3 separate regions of the Homo sapiens genome follow, and regions 2 and 3 are each linked to region 1. The links are chromatin contacts, found by Hi-C or POLR2A ChIA-PET in ENCODE. All regions are on one chromosome and are shown on one strand. Each heading gives the region's core, a stretch centred on a gene start or an enhancer-like site at or near the end of the contact. The rest is flanking DNA. Distances are from core to core; before and after follow the strand shown.

Region 1 (4,022 bases), core at 1,369-3,868:
ATGAGCTCCCTGACGGCCCCAGAGGAAAGCACACCCTGTGGAGCCAAGGCCAAGGACACACTCCAGACCACATTCACTTTCCCTTCTCGACACCTCACCTCTGAAAGTACAACTGTTCCTAACCCAGTCCAGGTCCTCAAGGGCCCACGTGACTTACTTTCTCCACAGTCCACATACAGTCACTTCCTCACTCACATTAGTTGTCCTCTCTGTAGATTCCAATGCAGGCTGTTCTCAGGAACAGCTGATGGATTTTTTTTTTCCTTCTCCCTCCTAAGGTTTATTTTCTTTGGCTGGAGCTACAGGCCTTTCGTCTTGGGTCAGAGTGTCCCGCCTCCTCCACACTTACCAGGGGGGTTTCCAGAGAAACCTGAAATGGGAATCACAAAAGCAACAGGATAAGATTCCATACTTTTCACATCATGATCAGGGTAGGAAAACCTTCACAGTAGAAGGTAGAAAACACATTCAAAGGACACTTTCACTTTTTTTTTTTTTGAGACAGAGTCTCACTCTGTCGCCCAGGCTAGAGTGCAGTGGCGTGATCTGTGCTCACTGCAACCTCCACCTTCTGCATTCAAGCGATTCTCCTGCCTCAGCCTCCCAAGTATCTGGGATTACAGGCGCCTGCCACCACGCCCTGCTAATTTTTGTATTTTTAGTAGAGATGGGGTTTCACTATGTTGGCCAGGCTGGTCTCAAGCTCCTGACCTCAGGTGATCTGCCCGCCTCGGCCCCCCAAAGTGCTGGGATCACAGGCGTGAGCCACTGTGCCTGGCCTAAAGGCCACTTTTACAGGAAGAAAGGACTACTTACACTCTCAGAAAAAAAACCCAAAATATAGCAACCGATCATAGAAGAACTATCAAAGAAAGCTACTGATCACGAATGATCTCAGTTACTGAATATTAAATGTGCAATATCCTAAAATGTAGCTTGGTTTGAATAAGCAGACAATAACCAGGTCATCCAAAATATCTTACACCTTTGTTTTATTTACCAGCCCTCCTCCCCCACTACAGGCGCATTACCCAGCTTCTATTTTCACATGAGAAGCCCATTTCCTGTCTTAAAAGTAAAGCTGGATTTTCACCCCTCGGGAGAAAACCACCCATAACAGTTGTCTTTTCTCAGTTCAAAAAGGCAAGATTATTAAACAGTGAGAGTGTGGAAGGACAAAAGGACAATGTTCAGGCCACCACTTCACCCAGAAGAAGAATGCCTTTTGTTTTCTGAACTTTGAAATCTGATTTCCCTTTCCTATCCTCACAACTTACAAAAGAAAAAAAAGGAAAAGGGCCGACGCCTGTAATCCCAGCACTTCGGGAGGCCGAGGAGGGCGGATCACCCGAGGTCGGGAGTTTGAGACCAGCCTGAACAACATGGAGAAACCCCATCTCAACTAAAAATACAAAAATTAGCCGGGCGTGGTGGCGCATGCCTGTAATCCCAGCTACTCGGGAGGCTGAGACAGGAGAATCGCTTGAACCCAGGAAACGGAGGTTGTGGTGGGCCGATATCGCGCCACTGCACTCCAGCCTGGGCAACAAGAGCAAAACTCCGTCTCAAAAAAAGAAAAAAAAGAAAGAAAAGAAAAGGAAAGAAAAAAAGGAGAGGGATGGTGGGGGCCCTACTACGCAGGACTATTCCGTCCAGAATTTGCATAGGCAGGTTTTATTTTCATTCATATGACCTTCTGAGCCAAAGCAGAAGGATATGGCCACGTTCTCTAGCCAGACTGCCCAGTGCAGAGGAAGTAAATCTGTTTCTGGTCTCCACTTTTGAGCTTCCATTAATGTCACAAACCAAGACATACCGCCTCTCCTCTCCTGCGTTGTGACCCATCTACCAACTTCATTCTACAGGGGGAGAGCGAGCTATACGTACACACACGAACGTGCGCACACACACACACTCACACTCCCTCTCTCTGGTCAGAGTAAACACAATTGCGACCCAGAATTCCTGCTTACGCTACCCTCCCGTTCTCACGCAATTTATTACTAAAACCTCCCAGGAGCCAATTAAGTTCGAGGAACCGGACAAAGTCCCTTAAAAATCAAGTAGGTGCAGGGCCCATAGCCTGAGGCTGGTCCCACCCTGCCCGGATACCCGAGTCCGGCTGAGACCAAGTCGCCATGCCCACTCTCGGCGCCGGAGCTTCTAGCCTCCAGGGGCGGCCAGCGAACAAGTGCTACTTCCCTGGCCTTGACCCACCCTTACAGCAAACCCCACCCCGCCCTCCGTCCCGATGGCCCCACCCCACTCCCAAGTCCAGGCCTCACACCACGCCTTCTCGTGCCCTCAACCCTGCCCAGTCCATCCCACCCCGGAGCCAGCTTTCCTCTCGGCCCCGCGCGGGGCCCCTCCCTGTCAGGCCCAGGGCCGGGCTCTGGCGGGAACCCCGCTCGGCCCCCGCCTCCTGCACCTCAGCACCATCCCGTCGCCCCATAAGCCTCGGCCCCGCGGCGCTGCAACCCTCCCTTCTGGGAAAGGAATGTGCCCGATACCCACTGCTTAGCTCGGCGTCCGCCGCTGCCTCCACAGCAGGCCCTAAGCCCGAGTCCCGGCCTCGCCGCCGCCACCGCCGGCCGGCCTAGAGCTCGGAGCCTCCGCTTACCTCCCCGCCCCCTCCTGCTACCGCACTCGGAAACCCGCCCGCCGCAAACACCCTAGGAACAGTTTCTCCAATCAACGAGCCGAGGCCGGGGCCGTCGACGGATGTCCCTCTGATTGGCAGCAGAGAGGGCCCAATGGCTGAGTGTACCTCCTCATCCCCGGACCTGATTTCCCAAGACTGACATAATTCCCGGCCCAATGAGTACCTAGGCCCGCCCCGCGGTATGGACCCACCAATGAGGAGGGCGAAGGCCCTAGTGTCTGGCATTCTGGGCCCCTCGGCCGCGCCTTCGCGGCGGGCGATGTTAGTGGGCTTGGGCGTTGGGTGAAGTATCCAGGTTGGGCGCTTCCAGCGCTTTCTGTGGCGGGGGAATGAAGGCCTAGGTCAGGGAATAGGAAGGTGTATCGCCGCCAGAGTGCGGAACACCCTCGCCTTGAGGGTTCCCACAGTGACTTGCAAAAGTCTAGTGAGACCCGAGAATGCTGAGGCGGGACACGAAGCATGTGGTTCTTGTGGTTGCGACGCTCGTGCCGCCATCTTGGGTGCTGGCGGCGGAAACCGGTACCCCAACTTCCCCTCGGTGCGAACCTGGAGAAGCCACCCCAGCTGTGAGGGACGGTTGCGCCTCATGGCCCAGGCAAGGGTACCTTCGCTGGAGCAGTACCGCGGACGGATATCATGAGGGTGGTGGGACGTTGGCGGAACGTTGGCGGAACGTTGGCGGTGTGAGAGGTGTGGGGTAATGGCGATTTTTGTCATGGTAGAAACAGCCCAAAGGACCCCCCTCGTTTGGCCTCCCACGCAGCTTAGTCTTGCTTTTTTAGGGATGTTTCTCATTTTTTAATTTCTCCAGTCCCATCTGGTTATATTGCCAAAACATGTTTGTGACTCTCAAACGTTAGTTTACTCCCAGCATCACTTGGGGAGCTTGCTAAGCTACGAATTCCGAGGTCCCACTGGAGAGTCTGATTTAATGACCCTGGAGTGGCGGCCGGATAACCTGCCTGCTGGGGTGATTTTAACGCAGCTGATGCGAAGACCCCATTTAGGGAATCATTGGGTTGGCGTTTGCAATGCGTTCCTCCCAGCTATAGGACAAAGAGGTGTCAACTCAACTGTGTCTTCTTAGAAGAGCCCATTATTTATAGGTGAGTCATTAGTCCCTGTACAACTAAGGACAAGGCCAACTGATAACTCAGTAAATAATCGAGTCCATTTTGTGCTTGCGAGTTAGGGGCTTAATTTGGGGTGGTTTGCAGATTAAGTACTTTCACTGCATATAATAAACGTACACCAGCAAACCACTCATGGAATTCTTAAAAAAACTTCTGAGCTAGTTTACCAGTTTCAAAGACTAATTCAGAGAGCATGTTTTACCTATTCTAGGCTGGACTGGAACTCC
Region 2 (4,022 bases), core at 725-3,224, 900 kb before region 1:
ACAGGCATGAGCCACGACGCCCAGCTGAGTTTTCTTTTCTTTGCTTTTTTTTTTTTTTTTTTTGAGATGGAGTTTCCTTCTGTTGCCCAGGCTGGAGTGTAATGGTGTGGTCTTGGCTCACTGCAACCTCGGCCTCCCGGGTTGAAGTGATTCTCCTGCCTCAGCCTCTCAAGTAGCTGGGATTACAGGTGTGAGCCAACACATCTGTCTACTTTTGCATTTTTTTTAGTAGATAGAGGGTTTTACCATGTTGGCCAGGCTGGTCTCGAACTCCTGACCTCAAGTGATCCACCTGGGTCAGCCTCCCAAAGTGCTGGGATTACAGGCGTGAGCCACCGCGCCCGTGCTACTTTCATTTTCAATAAATCCCTTAATTCCTTCCTTGCTTTGTTTGTGCGTTTTGTCCAGTTGTTTGTGCAAAACCCCAAGAACCTGGAACACCCTCCACCGTTAACATATTTTGGCGAGCCAGCCAGGAGGAAAATGTAAGCCCAAAGTTTGGGATTTATTTTCCCCCTTTTTCCTTTTCCTTTCTACTCCATAAAGGGGAATCTCTCCCTCTCTCTGTCTTCCTTTCCAACCCAGGACCGTTGGTGGGCAGCGCCCAAACATGGAAGCAACTGCAGGTTTTTGGCCATGGCCAGTGAAACTAAGGGGTTTCCATGTGGAGAAGCCTAACTACCACCTCCTGGTTCGCTTAAGGAACCTGGGTCTTTTTCGTTTTTTTCCTTTTTTTTTTTTTTTGAGATGGAGTCACTCTGTCACCGAGGTTGGAGTGCATTGGCAAGATCTCTGCTCACTGCAACCTCTACCTCCCAGGTTCAAGGAATTCTCTGCTACAGCCTCCCGAGCAGCTAGGATTACAGGCACCAGCCACCACGCCCGGCTAATTTTTTGTATTTTTAGTAGAGACGGAGTTTCACCATCTTGGCCGGGTTGGTCTTGAACTCCTGACCTCGTGATCCACCCGCCTCGGCCTCCCAAAGTACTGGGATTACAGGTGTGAGCTACCGCGCCCGGCTACAGATGACTGATTTTATCTCAAACAATGAATAACAATCATAAATGATATTTATTTGTGTGCCAGGCATTGCACTATATAATTTACTGCTTTTTTTTTTTTTTTTTTTTTTTTGAGACGGAGTCTCGCTCTTGTTGCCCATGCTGGAGTGCAATGGCGCGATCCTGGTTAACTGCAACCTCCGCCTCCTGGGTTCAAGCGATTCTTCTGCTTCAGCCTCCCGAGTACCTGGGATTAGATGCGCACCACCACGCCCTGCTAATTTTTTTGTATTTGTAGTAGAGACGGGGTTTCGTCTTGTTGACCAGGCTGGTCTCGAACTCCTAACTTCAGGTGATCCGCCCGCCTCAGCCTCCCGAAGTGCTGGGATTACAGGCTTGAGCCACCGCGTCAGGCCATGAGTAGGTATTATTCTATTTCACTACAGCGGATAGTGAAACATAAAGACATTAAAATAATTTGTCTTAAGTTCCTGGACCATATGTAGTGGAACTGAGCTTTGTAGCCAGGCAATCTGTCTTCAGAGTTCAACTTAACTTCAAGGCGCTTGGTAGTCAGAATCCTTTGTATGTGATTCCAACAGGTTAACTCCTTTAGGGCAGAGGGCTGTTTTATGCTCAATATGGAACCTTGGATGGCCAACACAGCGTGTGGCACGTAGGAGGTGGTCCAGGGGCATTTGATGACCTCCAGGCAGTGGAGAGGCAGTCGAGGAAGACCAGGGCCCCAGGCGCCTACGTGGGTGGAATGCACAAGGTTGGCCTTGGCTGCCGGGGCTCCATGTCCCAGCACTAGCCAAGGAGGGCCTCAGCCGCGCTTGAATACTCGTGCTTTCCTCGCCGCGAGGCTTTGCGAATCTTGGCCACTAGCTAAAGGCGGGGTCGCCGGGCCGGTAGGAACTGGAGACACTCAGCCTCGCGGCAGGAAATGCGGCTCGTGGCTTCCGGCGCGTGCAGATGACGCGCGGCTCGGGCTTCCGCCTTGGGGAGCCGGCGGCGGAGTCCGGGACGTGGAGACCCGGGGTCCCGGCAGCCGGGCGGCCCGCGGGCCCAGGGTGGGGATGCACCGCCGCGGGGTGGGAGCTGGCGCCATCGCCAAGAAGAAACTTGCAGAGGTGAGCAGGAAGAAGGCCGACCCACAACCTGCCCCTGACCCGTGCGAGACTGAATTGTCCCGGAGCAGTGTCCTACCCGTTAATCACCTCCCAACAGAATCTGAGACTGGCTTCTCGGCCCCGGGACACAGAATTTCTCCAGCTTCCGGTGGATTGGCAGCGTTCCCAGATGCCCAGCCCTTTCTCCCATTTACCCAAGTTTAACTACAAATGGGATTCTACTCACAAATCTACAGTCGTCGATTCTACTCCTTCACCCTATCCTTCTCCCTAAGAAAACAATTTACAGAGATCCTCCTCTTTTCATCCCAAAGCTGTGGCAGCACAAATGGGGGAACCCAGCGCCCACTCTGTGTTTTTTTGTTTTGTTTTGTTTTTTGAGACAGAGTCTTGCTCTGTCGCCCAGGTTGGAGTGCAGTGGCGCGATCTCGGCTCACTGCAACCTCCACCTCCAGGGTTCACGCCGTTCTCCTGCCTCAGCCTCCTGAGTAGCTGGGACTACAGGCGCCCACCACCACGTCCGGCTATTTTTTTGTATTTTTAGTAGAGACGGGGTTTCACTGTGTTAGCCAGGATGGCTCGATCTCCTGACCTCGTGATCCGCCCGCCTCGGCGTCCCAAAGTTCTGGGATTACAGGCGTGAGCCACCGCGCCTGGCCTCCAGCGCCCACTCTCTTAACTTATGCTGGTCTCTTTGTCTGACAGGCCAAGTATAAGGAGCGAGGGACGGTCTTGGCTGAGGACCAGCTAGCCCAGGTAAGTCGGTTGGGGGGCCCCAGGCAGGGAGGGAGACCTAACCAGGTCTGGCCAAGACACCTTGGATACGAACTTGATTGTGTAGATTGAACTAGAAATAGGGTGTTTGGCAAATTTTGATTTCTGAGCCGCTGAGATCTTTTAGGTGACTTGCTAATAACAATAATGGCTAACATCTTTGAGTGATTACATGCTTGTAACGTCCCAGGCATTTGTCTATTTTCTTTACATAGACTGTCTTGTTCAATCCTCATTACAGTCCCATAAGGAAGGAACCCTATTATTCTGAGGTGTTTGTTTGTTTGTTTGTTTGTTTTTTGAGGGAGTCTTGCTCTGTTGCCCAGACTGGAGTACAGTGGCACGATCTCGGCTCACTGCAGCCTCCGTTTCCTGGGTTCAAGTGATTCTCCAACCTCAGCCTCCCGAGTAGCTAGAACTACAGACATGCGCCACCACGCCTGGGTAATTTTTGTATTTTTAGTAGAGACGGGTTTCTCCATGTTGGTCAGACTGGTCTCAAATTCTTGACCTCGTGATCCGCCCACCTTGGCTTCCCAGAGTGCTGGAATTAAAGGCGTGAGCCACTGTGCCGGGCCCTAATTTTTGTTATTTTTTTTTGTAGAGGCAGGGTTTCGCCATATTGACCAGGCTGGTCTCAAACTCCTGGCCTCAGGTGATCCACCCGCCTCGGCCTCCCAGAGTGCTGGGACTACAGGCGTGAGCCACCGCGCCCGGCCATATTCTGAGTTTAAAATTGAGAGCCGGGTGCTGTGGCATATGCCTGTAATCCCAGCACTTTGGGAAGCTGAGGAAGGCTGATCACCAGAGGTCCATAGTTCGAGACCAGCCTGGCCAACATGGCGAAACCCCGTCTCTACTAAAAATACAAAAATTAGCCGGGCGTGGTGGCGGGCTCCTGTAGTCCCAGCTACTGGGGAGGCTGAGGTAGGAGAATTGCATGAACCCAGGAGACAGAGGTTGCAGTGAGCCAGGATCATGCCACTGCACTCCACCTTGGGGGACAGAGCAAGACTCCATCTCAAAAAAAAGCAAAAAAAAAAAAAAAAAAAAAAAAAAGGCCGGGTGCGGTGGCTAACGCCTGTAATCCCAGCACTTTGGGAGGCCGAGGTG
Region 3 (4,022 bases), core at 56-2,555, 670 kb before region 1:
AGGCCTCCAGAAGCCGAATAAGGGAGTAGTGGCGCAATGCGTAGAAACTACCTCCGGAAGCTCTTTTTGAATCTCGGTTCCAGCACCCGCAACGCAGAGCGCGAACCTGAGGCTCCATCTTTCGGGTTTTACTCCGGCTGGCTAGCGCTTCCGGGAACCCTGCGAGGCCGCCGCCAGCCGAGAATCCGCCCCGCCTTCCCTGCAGGCGATCCCTACTCCAAATAGTAGTTCCCGGGCCGGAAGCTGGAAAGCCCTCGAAGCAGGAAAAAGCCTCATCCAGGCCCCCCAGTTCTCGGGAGCAGCTCCAGCTTTCCTTCCCCAACCTAGAGCAAACTTCTCTTCCCTGCAGCTCCCCTCCCCCCCTTCATTAAAGTTATATTGAAGGTGCTAAGTGCTGCACTCTAATTGGGTTTCCTTCAGGGGAGACCCTGTGCCCCCCGGCCCCAACCCGTCCTGTCTAATAGAAATCCCCGAGCTGCAACCGCGAATTAAATAGATGAACTCGTTACCGTAAACTTGCAATAAAGCCCGGAGGCGACTGCTGCGGAGGGGGCAAAAGAAGGTTTCGTTGTTTTTGAAATTTATACCATTCTCACCCTCCCGAACAGTCGCTCTCCAGGGAAGAGGGGAGAAAGCTCGGGAGCGGCCCCGGGCCTCTAGCCCAAAAGCAGGACACCCCGCCCCTCCCCCCAGGCACTGGCCTGGGCCTGAGACAGATTTAAAACATCCAATGAGGAACCGATGCCAGCCTTTCTTCCTCTCTCCCTACCAGTTAGTTCTGTGTAGAGGGGATGAGGGGGAGGGGACGAAGTGGTCGGGGGAGAGTGAGGGAAAGAATTCCACCATTACCTTCTCTCCTCCCCTAAACTGCCCCCGAACTGGGAGGTGCACAGGGGGCAGCAAAAGAGTTTAATCGCCCCTAGAATAATGCTGGCGCCCAGCCTGGGGGGAGGGTCAGGGACTTTGCCATTGAACTTGAAGTTCCAGGCTGGTGGTCTCCACCGCCCCCGCCCCCATTTTCCTAAAAGTTTTATGGGAAGAGGGAGGAAGGTGAGGGGAAGAGAGGACTTCTCTGGCCTTGGGAAAGAGGGAGGAAGCCAATCAGGGGAGGAAGGGCCACAGCAACCAGGAGGTCCAGGGAGATTCGGAGGTTTGCGGGGAGGCGAGGAGGCTGCTGGGAGGAGACACTCCAGCTTTCGCCCCTACTTGCAGCTATGAGGTGGGGAGCCACCAACCGCAGGCCTTCTTACTGAGCCCCGCCCCAGACTCTACAGGGAGAGGGGCACCCAGTGCTGTGCTCCCGTCCTTCCTCTCCTAGCCTAAGGCGTGCAAACAGAGCGCCACTGGGAGGCTGAAACCTTTAGGCCGATGCTTGCTTGCAAGGTCAGGCAAGCTGGATTCTGGTCCCCACCTTTGCAGAGAGAACAGCGATGTTGTGCGCCCATTTCTCAGATCAAGGACCGGCCCATCTTACTACCTCCAAGAGTGCTTTTCTCTCTAATAAGGTAAACTGATCGGTGGGCCAAGGGCGTTATCGACGGATCGCTCAGTATGGTAGCTGCATCAGGAGGCCCTGGGAGAGGGTCTCCCAGGAATTTGGGAGCCTTCAGAAGTTTTGGGAAACAAGGGAAGGGTGAGCAGCAGGCTTTCACCGATACCACCTGGCGGGAGCACCTACTCGCGGTTCCTGGAGAGACCGGCAGCCGCCCTGGGCAGAAAGGGACAAAGAAAATGTTTCGCAGCACGCGGGACCTGCAGGACCTAGGCGGGGGAGAGGCTTGGGAGTGGGAACTAGCACCCGCTGTAAGGTCTGCCATAAGACTTAATGTTTGTCTCCAATGGGATGGAGTCCTGGCATAAGCAAAATTAATATTGATAACGTTATTATTATTTAAAATTTGTAAATATTGTAAAATATTTTAGAAAACATCTACTTTGAAACATCTACTGGGCGAGACCAGGAGTGATGGCTCAGCCTGTAATTCTGGAATTTCGGGAGGCCGAGGCAGGAAGATTCCTTGAGCACAGGAGTTCCAGACCAGCCTGGGCAATGTAGCAAGACGCTGTCTCTATTTATACAATAAAATTTTTTTAAAAAAGGAAACTGGGTGAAAGTTAACTGTGATTATAACAATTTTTCTTTTTTAAACTAACTCATCCTTAAGGCAAAAGCTCTGGGCCTTAAAAAAATAAAAACGGGCCAGGCATAGTGGCTCATGGCTGTAATCCCAGCACTTTGGGAGGCTGAAGTGGGCAGATAACTTGAGGCCAAGAGTTTGAGATCAGCCTGGCCAACATAGTGAAAACTGTCTCTACTAAAAATACAACAATTAGCTGGGCATGGTGGCTCACACCTGTAATTCCAGCTACTCAAGAGGCTGAAGCACAAGAATTGCTCGAACCTGGGAGGTGGAGGTTGCAGTGAGCTGAGATTATGCCATTGCACTCCAGCCTATGTGACAGAGTGAGACTCTGTGACAAATAATAATAATAATAATAATTGCACCTTTTTCTCTGGGCCCCTGGCTTCCTTATTCCCTTTCCTGCACCCTCTCAGAAGCTCTGCCTTGCCAAGTGTGGGATCAATGCCACAGCAGGCATGTGTGCGCACAGGGGCTCTGGGTCCAGTACAGAAGCAGGCTGGGGACCACATGCTCACATCTTCAGCCAACCACTGATATTGCCAAGTCATTGGTCTTGGGGTGGGCACAGTAATCCACAAAAACACTCAGGACTCACCTAACTCTCTTCTCCCCACAGCTGGCTCCTTCCCTGCCAGTTCCCCCTCCCATAATGACAAAACCCACAATTGAGTGAGCACTTTATAACCTAAAGAAATTGAAACTAAGAGGGTAAGTTACTTGATCTGGGTCCCAAAACAGGAGCGCTTAACCTCTACCACCAACTGAAAAAATAGAAAGCCCAGGGACTCCTCTATTGTCAACATACCTCTCCCTGCAAGGCCCTTCAGACACTAACAAGCACCTGCTTCCATCCGGAGTCACCCAGCTGAGATCACACAGGTGCACCCAAACACCCTAGACCCAGCCCCTCCTCAGGCACTGGACAGATCTGCATATATGCAAACAGGGGATTAAACACGTGTGGACATTTTTGTCAACCAACTACTCATTAATTGAGTATGCAAAATCTTCCACTAGGGGTGGAAGACAGGAGGAAAGAGTTGGAAATATGCTCTCCCTTCCCACCAGGCCTGACTCCTATGCTGGTAAATCTTGGGTCTGCAGCTTCCCCATATGTGACCTGAGGCCAGAGGATTTTATTCCATGACCAAATGACTACAATCAGAACAAATGGGGAACAGGACGGGGAACAGGGAAAGAGAAAGATACACACACACACAGACAAGCAAGGCTTCTGGGAGTCTTCCCTGGAGAAGATGCTTGGAATATCAAATCCGGGAGGGAAGATGTGAACAAAACTCGGAGGAGGCCAGAAAATGCAGGTCGCGGTGGATAGAAGGACGGTGCGGATCCTTACTCCGGGTGAGCTAGAGCTGGCCAGGCAGAGAGCAGGGGCATCTCACAGGGTCCTGGACCCCCAGGCGAAGCCTGGGCAGTAATCAGACGTCCCCTTGCCCACTCAGAGGCTGATCGCCTTACCCTCATCCAGGCGGGCACACACCCGCACTACTCGCCAAACTCCGCAGACCCCAGGCTGAGGGCAGAGAGGCAGCTCTTGGTCTGCGGGGTCCGTACCCATCCTGTGGGCCCTCAGCTCCCCATCTCTAGGTGGGCCCAGCCCGTCGCCCCCGCCCGAGACCTGCGTCCAGCCTTTGTCATGTTGATGGCTGAAGCTCGCCGCACCTCCCATTCCAGGCAGGTTTTTGTCATTGAACTTGAGTCAGGCTATAAACATTCCTTCACCCCTCCGGAGCCAGGCCGAGACGCGGAGGGGTGGAGGGGAAGGGCGGAGGGGGCTGTGGAGCGACCCGAAACGCGAGAAACCGGGCCTCGCGCGGCTTTATCAAAGAGCTTCCAATCCTTGCCTTCCGGGGAACA

The links. Hi-C counts contacts between places; a loop is a spot of excess contacts on that map. ChIA-PET counts read pairs that join two places held with the same protein, here RNA polymerase II (POLR2A). Pooled maps may share reads with other maps.
Region 2: a loop to region 1 is called in a pooled map, with 7 times the contacts of the local background. The contact joins the promoter of SNF8 here to the promoter of NFE2L1 in region 1. A Hi-C loop is called at or near these places in 7 of 50 pooled maps. POLR2A ChIA-PET finds 5 or more read pairs at or near these places in 3 of 52 experiments (Caco-2, endothelial cell of umbilical vein and naive thymus-derived CD8-positive, alpha-beta T cell).
Region 3: a map of breast epithelium shows a loop between it and region 1 (12-fold over the local background). The contact joins the promoter of PRAC1 here to the promoter of NFE2L1 in region 1. A Hi-C loop is called at or near these places in 1 of 168 maps with a recorded cell type or tissue (breast epithelium). POLR2A ChIA-PET finds 5 or more read pairs at or near these places in 2 of 52 experiments (A673 and endothelial cell of umbilical vein).

The regions. Positions count from the first base shown.
Region 1 is chr17:48,046,955-48,050,976 of GRCh38, reverse strand. It overlaps NFE2L1 (NFE2 like bZIP transcription factor 1), which reads right to left and starts at 2,618. Exons shown (of 6, transcript NM_003204.3): 1 at 2,515-2,618; 2 at 1-370. NFE2L1-DT (NFE2L1 divergent transcript) reads left to right here and starts at 2,924. Exons shown (of 2, transcript NR_170231.1): 1 at 2,924-3,352; 2 at 4,007-4,022. It also overlaps a transcript of COPZ2 not described here. RefSeq lists a silencer at 2,209-2,488 and enhancers at 2,039-2,640, 2,899-3,138, 2,641-3,242, 3,209-3,398, 3,243-3,846.
Region 2 is chr17:48,942,794-48,946,815 of GRCh38, reverse strand. It overlaps SNF8 (SNF8 subunit of ESCRT-II), which reads left to right and starts at 1,974. Exons shown (of 8, transcript NM_007241.4): 1 at 1,974-2,135; 2 at 2,841-2,891. The coding sequence starts at 2,082. RefSeq lists a silencer at 2,032-2,261.
Region 3 is chr17:48,719,801-48,723,822 of GRCh38, reverse strand. It overlaps PRAC1 (PRAC1 small nuclear protein), which reads left to right and starts at 1,305. Exons shown (of 2, transcript NM_032391.3): 1 at 1,305-1,505; 2 at 1,924-2,104. The coding sequence starts at 1,431. The coding sequence ends at 2,022. PRAC2 (PRAC2 small nuclear protein) reads right to left here and starts at 638. Exons shown (of 2, transcript NM_001282275.2): 1 at 510-638. RefSeq lists enhancers at 329-844, 845-1,359.